Linked DNA regions of Homo sapiens: all the other regions are linked to region 1. A link is a contact called in ENCODE Hi-C or POLR2A ChIA-PET data. All regions are on one chromosome and are shown on one strand. The core of a region is the stretch at or near the end of the contact, and the rest is flanking DNA. Distances in the headings are between cores, read along the strand shown.

What was found. Hi-C counts contacts between places; a loop is a spot of excess contacts on that map. ChIA-PET counts read pairs that join two places held with the same protein, here RNA polymerase II (POLR2A). Pooled maps may share reads with other maps.
Region 2: a map of naive thymus-derived CD4-positive, alpha-beta T cell shows a loop between it and region 1 (7-fold over the local background). The contact joins the enhancer-like site here to the promoter of SCLY in region 1. A Hi-C loop is called at or near these places in 2 of 168 maps with a recorded cell type or tissue (CD8-positive, alpha-beta T cell and naive thymus-derived CD4-positive, alpha-beta T cell), 4 of 37 single-sample maps with no recorded cell type and 12 of 50 pooled maps.
Region 3: a map of B cell shows a loop between it and region 1 (22-fold over the local background). The contact joins the promoter of TRAF3IP1 here to the promoter of SCLY in region 1. A Hi-C loop is called at or near these places in 3 of 168 maps with a recorded cell type or tissue (B cell, gastrocnemius medialis and naive thymus-derived CD4-positive, alpha-beta T cell) and 20 of 50 pooled maps. POLR2A ChIA-PET finds 5 or more read pairs at or near these places in 2 of 52 experiments (PC-9 and T-cell).

The regions. Positions count from the first base shown.
Region 1 is chr2:238,059,047-238,063,723 of GRCh38, reverse strand. SCLY (selenocysteine lyase) reads right to left here and starts at 2,723. Exons shown (of 12, transcript NM_016510.7): 1 at 2,581-2,723. The coding sequence starts at 2,669. All of the region lies in intron 8 of UBE2F-SCLY (UBE2F-SCLY readthrough (NMD candidate)), which reads right to left. RefSeq lists silencers at 2,514-2,963, 3,104-3,313.
Region 2 is chr2:237,667,417-237,672,093 of GRCh38, reverse strand. The region is part of intron 1 of LRRFIP1 (LRR binding FLII interacting protein 1); the gene reads right to left. Among named protein-coding and RNA genes, the nearest start is that of LRRFIP1, 42 kb to the right of the region's middle. Within about 2 kb of position 2,358, at least 19 of the 41 ENCODE cell types and tissues checked have a DNase peak (open chromatin) inside an H3K27ac peak, as active enhancers do.
Region 3 is chr2:238,318,344-238,323,020 of GRCh38, reverse strand. TRAF3IP1 (TRAF3 interacting protein 1) reads right to left here and starts at 2,503. Exons shown (of 17, transcript NM_015650.4): 1 at 2,236-2,503. The coding sequence starts at 2,358. RefSeq lists silencers at 2,010-2,239, 2,370-2,849.

The sequences.
Region 1 (4,677 bases), core at 1,474-3,973:
TTTTTGCGATGGCCTGTGGGGCTCCTAGTGACCTGGGCTTCTCCCTGGGGCAGGTGAACTTTGGCCCCAGACCTTGCACTTTCAGTTTCTTTGCCCAGAAAGACTACATGCCCTGCCCCCACCTTACTTTTTTAGGTCTTTGTTCCAACTTAGTCCTCTTGTGAGACCCCCTGCCCTGCAGCTCTGCTTAAAACTACAGCTGGCTGGGCGCGGTGGCTCACGCCTATAATCCCAGCACTTTGGGAGGTCAAGGCAGGTGGATCACTTGAGGTTAGGAGTTTGAGACCAGCCTGGCCAACATGGTGAAACTCCATCTCTACTAAAAATGCAAACATTAGCCCTACTAGGGAGGCTGGGGCAGAAGAATTGCTTGAACCCAGGAGGCAGAGGTTGCTGTGAGCCGAGATCATATCACTGCACTCTAGCCTGGGCAACAGAGTGAGAGTCCGTCTCAAAAAAAAAAAAAACAACAACAAAAAAAACAAACCCACAAAACTGCAGCCACCTATGTCCCTACCTCCCCAGCCTCCAGGTCCCCTTCCCGCCTTCCTTTCTGGGCAGCATCATCATCTGACATACCAGACTTGTTCCCTTACTGTCTACCTTAATAGAGTAACAGAAGTATGGCTCCATGGGCATGGGGGCTCTGTTTTTCTCACTGCCCTGTCACCAATGTTGAAGCCCATGGTTGCCACACAACAGGGGCCTGATTTTTATAAGATGACAAAATAAATGCCACAGAAAGTACAAATTCCCTGAAAGATCCCTCACTAAGTAAAATTTATCTGTATATCTTTTTACTAATATCCAAAACCTTCGAAAGCCTTTAGAAAAATGTGTAGTAGTAGTCCTGCCTGATATTAATTTATCTAGTTTTTAAATAAACAGTGCTTACACCAATCCACATGAAAACCCAGATACAATGACTAACTGTGGCTGTTAAGCCACTGAGTGTGGACAGAATGTGCATTAGTTGAAATGAAGCATCTTTTCTGTTCAAAATCACTCAACAGGCTGTGCCCTGTGGCTCACGCCTGTAATCCCGGCACTTTGGGAGGCCAAGGCGGGCAGATCACCTGAGGTCAGGAGTTCAAGGTCAGCCTGGCCAACACGGCGAAACCCCATCTCTACTAAAAATACAATAAAATTAGCTGGACGTGGTGGCACGTGCCTGTAATCCCAGCTACTTGGGAGGCTGAGACAGGAGAATCGTTTGAACCCGGGCAGTGGATGTTGCAGTGAGCCAAGACTGCACCACTGCACTCCAGCCTGGGTGACAGAGTGAGACTCCATCTCAATTAAAAAAAAAAAAAAAAATCACTCAATAGGTACAAGGCTTTGACAAGTTTGACTCGCCATCCTTTACCACTCTGGTACTAGTATTAATAGTCCTAGGAATCCCCCAGCCCGGCTTGACTTTGCATGTGCCCTTATATCTGTTTTTCTTTCCTATAAATAAGCATCCAAAGTACCTTAGGCTAGCTAGTGTTTGTTGAGCGACTGTAGCTCTTCAATCTGCTGCTGGGCTGAACAAATCTATTTTGTTCAGATTAATACTTTACACATTCCTTTGCTTCATTATTTGCTGCTTCCTTAAAATGCTATCAGTATTGGATGAGCAGGCTCAACTTTGTTAGCTTCATAACCAAAAAATAAAAAATCTTGGGAATCTCGCTCCACTGATTCCCTAGGGGATATTTTCCCAGATCCCTTCACTTTGTTCCAACCAAGGTAGAATGCCAAATGTGTGTGCTTTAGGCCTGGACCCCCTCATATTCTAAGCATGGGTAGCGAATGAGCTCACAAAAAGGAAAAAGAGGGGTCTGGAAAGAAGACACACAAACCAGAAAATGCATACCCCTGCCTCCTGCTCTTCTCGGACTTAACTAGTATGGATACCACGTGCTTCGGGTCTCCGCGCTTCTCAGCGGTGGCCATCCCGTTTCCTGCAGCTGGGCCAGCAGTCTGGGAGAACCCTTGATTCCCTTTCACCTGCCCCAGTGCACCAGCTTCCTACCAACGCATCCGTTTCTGGGCGCACACCACATCTCTCTCCTAGGTTGTTACAAGATCCCCAACTGGCTTCCCGGCTTCCTCTCGTCCCATGCCTACCCGCGCCCCTACTTTCTAGGAAGCAGCCAGAAGGACTCCTTCAAAACACTTAAATTGCATCGCCCCGTGATCAACTTCCGAGGCCCCATAAGGCTCCGAATGAACCCCAAAGTTCTTCCCGGGCTCAGGGGCTCTGCCGGTTCACCTCCGGCAAGTCCCCTGCCCTTCGCATCTGCTGTGCCCTCTTCCTGGCAGGCTCTGCTTCCCCAGAACCTGCAAACCTCACCCCTGGAAGTCACTCGGGTTTCGGCCCCAAAGTCACCTCTCCGTGGGCCCTTGCGGGGCCACAGCTCGCACCCGCTCCTCCTTGAAGCTCGCATCCCTGACTTAGGCCGACCTCGCGGACATCCCCGCGCGGGACGCCCCACGCGAGAGCGGCCACAGGCCGGGAGCCCCCTTCGTCCTCCCGCGCGGGACAATCGGCGACAGGCGCCGGCCGCTCCCCAGCCCTGCCCTAAAGGCGCGCACCTCTCCGGCGAGTTGTGTTTCCCGCAGCCGCTGGGCTGACTCGCCGCGGGTGCCGGCGCATCCCTCCCCGGCGCCACGGCCGCCTCCATCCCCGCCCCACTGCTGCCGGGCATCCAGCCTCCTTCCCGCGGAGCGCTACGGGCCCAGAGCGCCGGGGAGGAGGCGGGGCCGCGACGCCCGGGCGCGTCCGGATTGGCTGAGCGAAGCACCCCAGCCAATCCACCCGCTTCAGAGGGCCGCCGAGCCCCCAGCGGGGAGGCGAGGCTGCGCTGGGTCAGGTGACGGGTGGGGGCGGGGCTTAGCGCGTCACAGAGCTTCCCGGGAACCGGGCGCTAGAAGCCGCGTCTCCTGGGCCGGCGGATCCCCGCACTTTCACTTCCGGGGGAGCCCCGTGACCTTTGCTGTCTGCGGCAGGGCCGCCATCGGGCCGCGGCCGGTTAGTCGGCGTAAGAGCAGGCGGGGCCCGAGCTGGACCTGAGGAGCAGAGGCGGCTGGGCAGTCCTGCGGGTGCCTCCCTCTAGCCGCATGAGCGCGGGACCGTGCACTCCGGGAGAGCCGGGGCCGCGCGGCCTTGTTCCCCGCGAACCCTCGAGGGGAAGTGCCGGGGCCGCGGCAGCAGGGCCAGGGCCCCGGGGGTCTCCCGCAGGCCACCCTGGACAGTGATGAGCAGGTCCGCTGGACCTGCGCGTCCGTTAGTCGGAGCGGCTCCATAGGGGACCTGGATGGCGTGAAGTTAAGAGTCACGCATCGAGGATGGACTTGAGGGGATCTGGAGTAGAGGATGGGAGGGCATTGAGAAAATAGGGCCAGAGATGAGGGACTCTAAGTGGGCGTGGAAACGCAGGAAAGATTAATTCAAGATCTGTTTAGGCCGTTAAATAGGAATTGGGGCATGAGGGACAGGAAGGAAGCAAGGATTAGACAAGTGACTGGGAAGATGTTAGTGCCTTTATCTGGGTAAGAGGGAAGACGGGAGGGGGAAAGATGATGGGTTTAGCTTTGGACATGTTGAGTTGTCTGTGAGACAGTCACAAGTGTAAACATCCACCAATGGTTGGTGTCCCGCCAACCATTAAGAAAAGTCAGTTGAGAAAGTGGTAGAAATGAGCAAAAATCCTCACGAAGCCATCCTACCGTCACTTTTTTTGTTGTTTTTTGTTTTTTTGGCATAATAGTGTCTACCTTTAATTGAGCCTTGAACTATGCCAGGCAGTGTTCTAGGTATTTTTCGTGTGTTCACTAATTTAATCTTGATGATTAACCCAGTCTGGTAGGTATTTATGTATGAGGAATCCAAGATACAGAAAGGCATCTTGCCCAAGTTCACACGAGTAGTGGCTGGAGCCAAAATTCGGTTTCAAGCATGCTTTGCCAAGAGGTTGAATTTTAATTGGCTTTTCATGGGCTTTCTCTATTTTGTGTCCTGTTGGGGTCCAGAATAACTTGGCTTTTCCAGCACAGCAAATCTGCAAATTTCTGGACTCATTCTCTCTCATTCTTCCCTATAAACGCAGCTCATTTCTTGCCAAATGCAGCCAATAGCAAAGGGCCCACCAACATTTAAGAAGCAAATGGATGCACAGGAGCATGAGAACAGTCAAAAGAGGAGGAAAGGAAAGGGAATTGAGAAGGAATGTCAAAAAAGTCAAGAAGACACATAATAGTGTAAAGTGTGGCTGAGAGGCAATCCGAAGTCTACTGTGCGTAACAATTAGGAGGCACTGATAAACTAGCGAGAGAAGTCTCAGTGATGGGAGAGGCATGGAAGTTAGAATGCAAAGATGGGATATGAAAAAATGAAGAATGCAGTCAACTCTTAAAACGGTTGAGAAAGGAGGAATTAAAAAGGCGTATAAGATTACAGGCAAGCTGGGCGCGGTGCTTCACCCCTGTAATCCTAGCACTTTGAAAGGCTGAGGTGGGTGGATCACCTAAGGTCAAGGGTTCGAGACCAGCCTGGCCAACATGGCAAAACTCCGTCTCTACTAAAAATACAAAAAGTAGCCGACTGTGGTGGTGCATGCTTGTAATCCCAGCTACTGGGGAGGCTGAGGCAAGAGAATCACTTGAACCTGGGAGGTGGAGGTTACACAGTGA
Region 2 (4,677 bases), core at 1,109-3,608, 390 kb after region 1:
GTAATTGTCTGCTGAAAAGAACTATTTACTGAAACACTGAATTTGAAAAGAATGATACTGTATCAAGTCATATAATTTCGTTAAAGAAGCAGAAGTGGAAATAAGGAAAAGAAACCCTCAACCCGGTGAACAGTGAAAAAGCATTAAGAAAAGATGTTGCCAGACGGGTTAGTTACAGCAGTTAAATGTGATTTACTTAGAGAGGGCATCTAGTATGTTTCAAAAGGAATACACAGACACACACATGCATGCAGGCACACACACACATGTGCACACACACATGCAGGCACACACACACCTGCACACACACAGGCATGCACACGTGTGTGCACACAGACACATAAAGCAGTGCTGAGTAGGCTGAGGAGCTGTCTATGAGTGGTGGCCCTGTCCCTGGCCAGCTTCTCCTGAAGGGACACAGACACGGGGAGCAGGGGTGATGAGCTGCCCACTGCAGGGTGAGAGCTCCTGAGCCACTCCTTGCTGCCCCGGCTTCCGTCCCCTTACCTGTCTTCCTTGTCCCTGTGACCCCAGCTCATCCTACCACAGTTCCCTTTAGTTGCTGGAAGACAAAAGGCTCACATGACATGAAATGTATTGTTACAATAGGTTTATCTCTGATTTAAACGTCTCCAACTTTAAAGTACCCAACCTATAAGCCAGTAAGAGAGCATCTATTCTGTGCCTTCCTGGGTTTCTGATGTGTGACAAGCAAATTAGCATTTGTGGGATCACGGATGTGCTCCGATTTGTTTTCTTAAGTGGAGTTGAAGTGTTTCAGAGCCTTAGCTGGTTTGAAGGCCTCTGGCTCTCAGATCTGTATGGCTGTGGCAGCTTATAACCACTATGGACACTTGTAGGATATGTGTGTAGTGCAGGTTATCACACGAGGGACACAAGTCCATGGGTCACTGCTTGGAAAGGGAACTTCTGGGATCATCAACGGTAATGGTCATTCGAAGCTGAAGGGGTTCCCTTGTTCAAAATCTCTGGACTCTTCATATGCAACAGGCCAGTTCTCCCCAGGGAGAACATAGCGCTCTTCAGATGAAATGCGAGGGATGGAATGGAACTTTCAAAGTAGGGGCTTGGGCTGCCCCACACAGCTGTTAGTGCCAGCAGCCTCTGTCATCTTCACGACCTCCGTGGGACTCCCAGGGAAAATATTTCTAAGTGAGGAGGAGGAGAGGGAGGAGGAGACCCTGCCGCTGAGGATGTTCCAGACGTTCGGAAAATGCCTGGCACGCTTCCATGTGCTTGCTTCTCGTAACGGCCCCACGGGGAGGAACAATCATGCTTTCTAGCTTAGACGCAGAAACTGAGGCAGGCAGGGGACGCAGCCTGCAGAGGTCCCATAGTCCTGAGCCACACAGCCAGAGCTGGGCCCAGGCAGGCAGGACCTGCCATCTGGGAGCGCTGTGACAGACATTCCTTAGACTGCCACCGAGTGCTGGCCCTGCAGGCGCTGTGTTGGGCACTTTCTATGTCTTAGTGCAGGTAAGTCTCAACAGCCTTGCAAAGTCTGTATTATCATCTGCACAGCACCAATGTGGAAACTGAGGCTCGGTGAGGCACGTACTGTAGTTGACACAGCTTCAATTCAGCTCAGCAGACCTCTGGCTCAGCATGATGGGCTGTCGGTGTTGCTGGCTCTGTCCTACCCCACCCCTGGCTTTCACAGAACAAATAAACATTTTCCCCTCCATCTTAAAATCACAGCCAGGAAGGGGCCTCCTAGTACATCTGGCCTAGGGCCGCTGCTCCCCAGCAGACCAATGTCATTATCTCAGGCTTGACCAGTGACCTGCCCAAGGCCACACAGCCAAGGGACACACCGAGGTGTCGGGGCACTGACGTCCCGGTGCAGGACGACCTCCTGTTGATCGACACTGCTTTCTGCCCTGCCAGCTGTGTTCTCATGACAGCAGATAGCTTTATTTGGGACATTTCAGACGTTTTCCTCTCTGCAAAATATCCAGTTGACAAATCATCATGAGAATATGCATTACGTTTTCCTTTCTAAAATTAGAACTATCTCCCACCATTTGTCAAATGCCCAAGAACACAGGAAAACTGACTCTTCCCAGCTGGTTTTCATTAGATGATATGGTGTCTAATATTCAAATCTGTCCAAAGACGGCCCCAATCTTTTGCCAGAAGTTGACTCAAGCTGATTCTCCCAAAAGCAACGTGCGAGGCTCTATGCCACGTGCACACATCCCACATTTGGGCGGAAATGGAGACCGGTCAGGCTTCTGCTACTCAGCCACTGTTTCCTAGGAATGAGCTCATGGAACAGCCGGTCCATGTTTAATGACACCGTTATTTTTACAGGGAGGAGTGTGGTTAAGCATTTACCCGGGGTGGAGGCATCACTGTGGTTCTGCTGAACTCCAGCTTTTAGCACTCACTCCTCTGCTCAACAAACCGTGACGGCCTCAACATCATACAAGAGAAAGCCCGGCAGGAAACTCCGTTTAGGGTTATCAAGCACCTGGTCAGGCATATTTCTTTAAAGACATGAGGAAGATATTCAGTTCCTAATCTAAACTGAAAAAAAATATTTGCAACAACTATGAAAAAGGTTAATAAGCAATCCACAAATCAGCAAGAAAATATCAACACTCACTCTAAGACACGTTTTGACGATTTGAAAAAGAACTTGAGATACCTAAGAATCAGTTAGCTGCCAGTTTTTAGCTGTCAAATTTACAAAGCTGAGATAATCACAGTACTTAATCCTGTGATGAACAAGACACTCTCAGACAACACAAATGCAAGTGTAAACTGATACACCCTTTCAGGAAAGCAAAGCTCCAGGTCCTTAACCGTGTTTGTAGGTTTGGGGTTTAAATTGCACTTCTAATATTCTAATTTAAGGAAATAATTTGAAGTAGAAAAACCTCACTCTTAAAGATGTTCACTGCAATGCTATTCACCGCAGTAAACAAACACAAAAGCCTCAGTGTCCAGCAATACGGAAGTGAGGACGTGATGGTGCATCCTCAAAGCCATATTTTGTGGCCATTAAAACATTTTTACAGAGCATTTGATACAAGAGTTACGCTTATTTCTTTCCTTAAAAAAAGGAGATTTTAAAAATGCGCTATTTAGAGACACATAATTGAGACTATGTTAAAAAAAAGTCACAGATAAAAGAATGGAGAAAAATAAACAAAATGTTAACAGGTATTGTGCTTGGTCAAGTATGAGGCATAATTTTTATTTTCTACTATTGCCTGAATTTTCCTTATTATTTTTCTATAATAAACATGTATTACGTTTAATATAATAAATATTTTCTTTCAGCAACAATTACCCTTGTTGCTGATTTCTTCATTTATTCAACAGAAAGACTTCTTGTAAGCTAAACCTCAGGAAAAATGCTGTGAGGATAATAAGCAGCTAGTGTGAATGTTCCTACCCCAGCCGAGGAAGTCAGGGAGGGCTTCCTGGAGGAGGGGGAACTGAGGCTGGAAGGATGGAAAATGATGGGAAACGCTCTTCAGTAGCTCGGTACAACTGGAGTGTAAGACCCCCATGGGAGAGAGGCAGGAAGGAGGGGGCTAAGAGGCCCCTGGTGCCATCATATGGCTTTAAAATGTATCCCGGAAGCTATGGGAGTCATTAAGGATGGTAAGGCGGGGAACCATAGCATGAGGGTTGTGTTTTCTTTCTCCTTTTGTGAAGATGGTAAGGCAGACTTTATTTCAGGGGGCCATGATGACAGGCACAGGGACAGCTGTGACGGGGCCTTGTCCTGGGGAGAGAGGCTGCTGTTTTCAATCCCAAGGCTGGCATGTCCTAGGATCACTAGGACACCAAGATGAAGATGCAGGTGTGGTGGGGCCAATCTTGGAAGCAGATGGACTGGGAGGCTGCCGAGGTCACTATGTGAGGGGAGGGGCCTCAGCCAGCTTCACGATTTCACCGAGGAGGGGAGGGGAACAAGCTCGGGGGAGCCCCGGCTCAGGCAGCTCTGAGGTGGGGGGATGAGAAATGCAGGAGGAGCAGCTGCTGGCAGGGTGATGAAGAGTGTTGGGGAAAGGGGGGTGTCAAGTTGTCAGGTGGAGTTCAAAAGAAGGGTCTGGGCAGGACATGAGGGCATCCAGGGGTTGTAAAGCCAAATGTGGCTGCAGCTGCTAAAGGGTGTACTGTAAATTGGCATAGGAGAAAGGCGCAAACCTCATGAAAACAAGCAGAGAAGCCCAGGAACCCGGGAGAGGCTGACGGAGCCTGAGTGAATGGTGTTAGGGAAGCTACAGGGCTCGGGGGCTGGGCCAGTCCTGTGCCGGGAACACAACTGCCACTCCACCCTGGTTAGGCCATTTCACGTCAGGATCCCAAATGAATACTATGAAAGCCACACACAGGGAACGGTCAATGAATGAACAAACGTGTGCTCCATGCTTTGACACTGTTGGTGGGAGTGTAAATTAGTTCAACCATTGTGGAAGACAGTGTGGGGATTCCTCAGGGATCTAGAACCAGAAATACCGTTTGACCCACCAATCCCATTACTGGGTATATACCCAAAGGATTATAAATCATTCTACTGTAAAGACATGTGCACACGTATGTTTACTGCAGCACTATTTACAATAGCAAAGACTTGGAATCAACCCAAATGCCCATCAATGATAGACTGGATAAAGAAAATGTGGCACATAGACACCA
Region 3 (4,677 bases), core at 1,254-3,753, 260 kb before region 1:
ATGAAACGGGGTGGTTAGTGTAGCTATAGCTAAAATACTAATATAGCAATGTGTGTATAATATTCAGTACAGTAAAGCATTTTCATAAGAGGCTCTCCACCTATTATCTGAAAATCCTTTCCAATATGTCAGTCATTCTAACAACTTTATCAAGTAGGTCATAATTTATTTATCTTTACACAGGGAGAGAAATCAACTTTGGCATTAGATGAGGAAGTCTATGGGAGAAGAGCAGACCAGTCGTTCCTAATTGGGAACATGCAACTCGTTCCACACACCCTATCTACCTGGCCAAGAAGGCAATTCTTTTTTTTTTTTTTTTTTTTTTTTTTTGAGACAGGGTCTTACTCTGTCACCCAGGCTAGAGTGCAGTGTTACAATCACAGCTCACTGCATCCTCAACCTTCCCGGCTCAAGCAATCTTCCCTACTCAGCCTCCTGAGTAGCTGGGATTACAGGTGCACCACCACACTCAGCTAATTTTTGTATTTTCAGTAGAGATGGAGTTTTAACCATGTTGGCCAGGCTGGTCTTGAACATCTGGGCTCAAGTGATCTGCCCGCCTTGGCCTCCCAGAGTGCTGGGATTACAGGCGTGAGCCACAGCACCCAGCCCATGTTCCTCCTCCTCTCCCATTAGGATTCCTCTGACCAACTATGCGGTAGTGACTGGACAGCCACCGTGAGCTGAGCGCCATCACTGCCCCACAAGGATAAGGCACACTCCCTGCACCTCCCTCCTGGGGCTCTGCATTTCAGTGGGACAGACAGGCCTGGGAGAATAAAGGTTTTGGCAGCCACAGCTAGAGTGGGCTGGGCTCACACTGGCTCTTGTTCCCTCTGGGTCAGAGGACGGGTACCCGCCTACTTCACGGGACGGTGGTGATGCGGCACATTGTCCCCCTCCCACCGGGCTATCCACACAGCAGGTCCTCTCCCCACACACTGTCCAGGACAGGCTGTAAGTGCTGCACCAGCTGGGAGGACATGACCAGGGCTGGCGAGGCCCTGGGATGTGGGTGGATTCGAGAGCATTTTTAGGCACTGTTTTAACACAGAGGCACACGCTCCAGGAGACCACACGTTATAAGCTAAGGTAGGAGGGCAGAACCAGTAAAGCAAAGTCTGTGCAAGAATAAGGCACCCAACCTGTTGAAAAGAGTGAGAAACAGAGCTTGAGGACCATCACCAGGTGAGGTCATGAGGCCCTGGAAGTCTGCAAGTCCAACCTGAATCCTAAATCCCAAAACACACCTCTGAGTTCCCACGTGCCCTTGGGTCCACCATGGAAATGGGTGCTGCGCCCGCTGCAGTGACGCTCCTGAGAGTTACCAGGGAGTTACCACGAGCCTTGACAGGTCCCACTCAACAGGGGATGTTTGTTGTGCAATTTCTATGTACCTTACCCAGTGCAGATCACCAGAGCCATGCTAATAAGCAAGCCAGGGTCTCCGTCACGGAGGAGCACACCATCCGCAAGTGGAAAAAGCTACAGAGACCACCAATCTCAACGTAGGGCAGGCTGTGCAGCTCTGTTACAGTCTTTCCTGCCAAGTCCCCCTACAGCCGCCTCCACTAAATCCACCCGCAGGCATTTATTAAGCACCCAAAATGTGGTATGGAGGGAAACTTTGGGGCAGAAGGGTTGTATAAAAAATATTATTTCCATTCTCCCAGGATTTAGGGAGTGCCTTCCACGTGCTACATACTTCAGGGCAAGCGAGAGGGGTTCTGCAAGGTTAGACGAGGCAGGAGTCACAGAAGCAGCTCTGCCAGCAATAATGGAAGATGCACTCTAAGGAAATACAAGGGCAGGCAGGGAAGAAGTAAGAATGCTCCTGAGGGCCCGGAGCCTCCTTGTAAGCGGCGGCCCGGAGCCGGGGGAGGGGCAGGACCTCCTCACGGAGGGCGCCGCGGAATTGGGCCTACAGGCCGGGCTCCCAGGCAGGGGCCGCACAGAACTCTCGCCCCGACCCCGGAACTGACCCCGGCCCCCGACCCGCACCCTGTGCCCGGCCCACACCCGGCCCTGAACAGGTCCCCGACCTGCACCCCGAGCCCGGCCCACACCCGGTTCACACCCGGCCCGGGCCCCGACTCCGGCCCAGCCCCGGCCCCCGACCCGCACCTGAGCCCGAGCCCGGCTCGCACCCGGCGCCACCCGGCCCGGGCCCTGACCTCGGCGCCCACCGGAATCCCGACCCGCACCTGGCCGGGCCCGGTCCCCGGCGCCCACCTCCGTGATGATGTCGTGCAGGTAGCGGAACGGGGGCTTGCTCAGCAGCTTCTCGGTCAGCGGCGGCCTCCGAATCACTTTCCCCAGCGCCTCCTGCGTCCGCCTCACCACCGCCGCGTTCATGACGGCGTCCGCCGCCCGCTGGCCGCCCGCGCCCCTCAGCCGGCCTGGCCGAGCCTAAGCCCGGGTCCCTGGCCGCCGCCGGCCCCGCCGCCGCCGCCGCCCGGTCCTGCCAGGACGCGCCGCTCCGGTTTCCATCCCACAGTGCACCGGAGCCCACCACAGCGCCTGCGCGGCCGCCGCAGGGCGTTCGGTCACTAGGGCTGCGCGGCCTTAGCAACGGACGCGCCGCGGCGCCCCGCCCCCTGCCCGCCTTCCAGCGCCCGCGCAGGCAGGAGTGGGGGTTCCGCGGGAGGGATTTGCGGGAGTGCGGCTGTGCCAGAGCAGGCGGGGCGCGGCGGGGCGGGGAAAGGGGATCTGGGATCGGGCGCCTGGCCCCTCCTCTGCCGAGCGACGGCCTCGGGAAGCCGGTGTTCGCTCGCGTTAGAGGCGACTGCCTGAGGACTGATTAAGAACAAGGTAACCTCCAAGATCTGTGCCGCCTGTTTCCCAAATCTCAAGGGCTTTCGAAGGCACTGGTTCATCGGAGGGGACGGCACTAAGTTATCCCAAAACACACGGAATAGAAAATACGCTGTCCTGGCTGGTAATTAATAAGGCTTCTTGGGCAAGTCACCTGTTTTCTCTGAGACTTCACTTCTGCTCCCACAAAGCAGGACTAGTGTGCCCGCTGCCTAACCCACCTCCCAAGAAGGTAAATGGTGACTAAATGCTGTGTCGGTGCTCTGAAACCGGGACAAAGCCATGCCTAGTTGTCCTACTAGGTGTCCGTGATTCTTTACCACCTGTCCTCTGTCCATCATGCACAGGCCTACCGCAGAAATCCTTCCGGCGATTTGAGAGCTCTGGGGTCTGTAGTTCTTCTAATGAGAACACCATTATAACCTTTTTTTTTTTTTGAGACGAAGTCTGACTCTGTCGCCCAGGCTGGAGTGCAGTGGCACGATCTTGGCTCACTGCAACCTCCACCTCCCAGGTTCAAGTGATTCTCCTGCCTCAGCCTCATGAGTAGCTGCGACTTCAGGCTCCCGACACCACACCAGCCTCGCTTTTGCATTATTAGTAGAGACGGGGTTTCACCATGTTGGCCAGGCAGGTCTGGAACTCCTGACTTCAGGCAATCCGTCCGCATCGGCCTCCCAAAGTGCTGGTATTACAGGTGTGCGCGACCGCCCCCATTATAACTTTTAAATTGACCTTCATTTTTACCATTTTCAGGCCTCCTCATTTTTTGTGGAGATCTAAATCGCCATCTGGTGTCATACCCCTCCTGTCTGAAGAACTTCCTTTAATATTTCTTCTAGCACAGTTCAGTTGGTAATGGAAAAGTTATACAGACAACCAATTTCAATGCCAGTCAGGCTGTATGGTTTATCAACAAATACTAAATTGCATTTTTATAGTTTTCCTTCCATGTCCCCCTATAACCACCTCCAGTAAATTCAGCCACAAATATTTATTAAGCATAGAAGTATAGAATTCTAGAGTTGGGAGGTCAGGAGTTCGAGACCAGCCTGACCAACATGGTGAAACCCCGTCTCTACTTAAAATACAAAATATTAGCTGGGTGCAGAGGCGGGCGCCTGTAATCCCAGCTACCAGGAAGGCTGAGGCAAGAGAATCACCTGAACCCAGGAGACAGAGCTTGCAGTGAGCCGAGGTCATGCCACTGCAATCCAGCCTGGGTGACAGAGTGAGACTCCGTCTCAAAAAAAAAAAAAAAGAATTCTAGGGGTACAGTGGCTCACGCCTGTAATCCCAGCACTTTGGGAGCCTGAGGCAGGCAGATCACTTAAGGTCAGGAGTTTGAGACCAGCCTGGCCAAAATGGTGAAAGCCTGTCTCTACTAAAAATATAAAAATTAGCTGGGCGTAGTGGTGTGTGCCTGTAACCCCAGCTACTTGGAAGGCTGAGGCACAAGAATCGCTTGAACCCGGGGGTTGGAGCTTGCAGTGAGCCAAGATGGCACCACTGCACTCCTGCCTGGGCAACAGAGCAAGACTCTGTCTTTAAAAAACAAAAACAAACAAAAAGAAAAGTGTAGCATTCTAGACTGACTGTTTTTGTTTTTCAGTACTTTAAGGATGTTACTCCATTGACTTCTGGCTTGCGTAGTTTCTGAATAAAAGTCTTCCGTAATTCTTTGTTCTTCTGTCTATTGTTTCTGGCTGCCTTCAAGATTTTATTTTTATTATTGGTTTGCCAGAAGTTTGCACATGGTATATCTAGATGTGGGGGTCTCTTCTACTTAAAATTTATATTTTATTATTTACATACAATAAAATTCACACATTTTAAGTGTGCAGGTTGATACATTTTGGT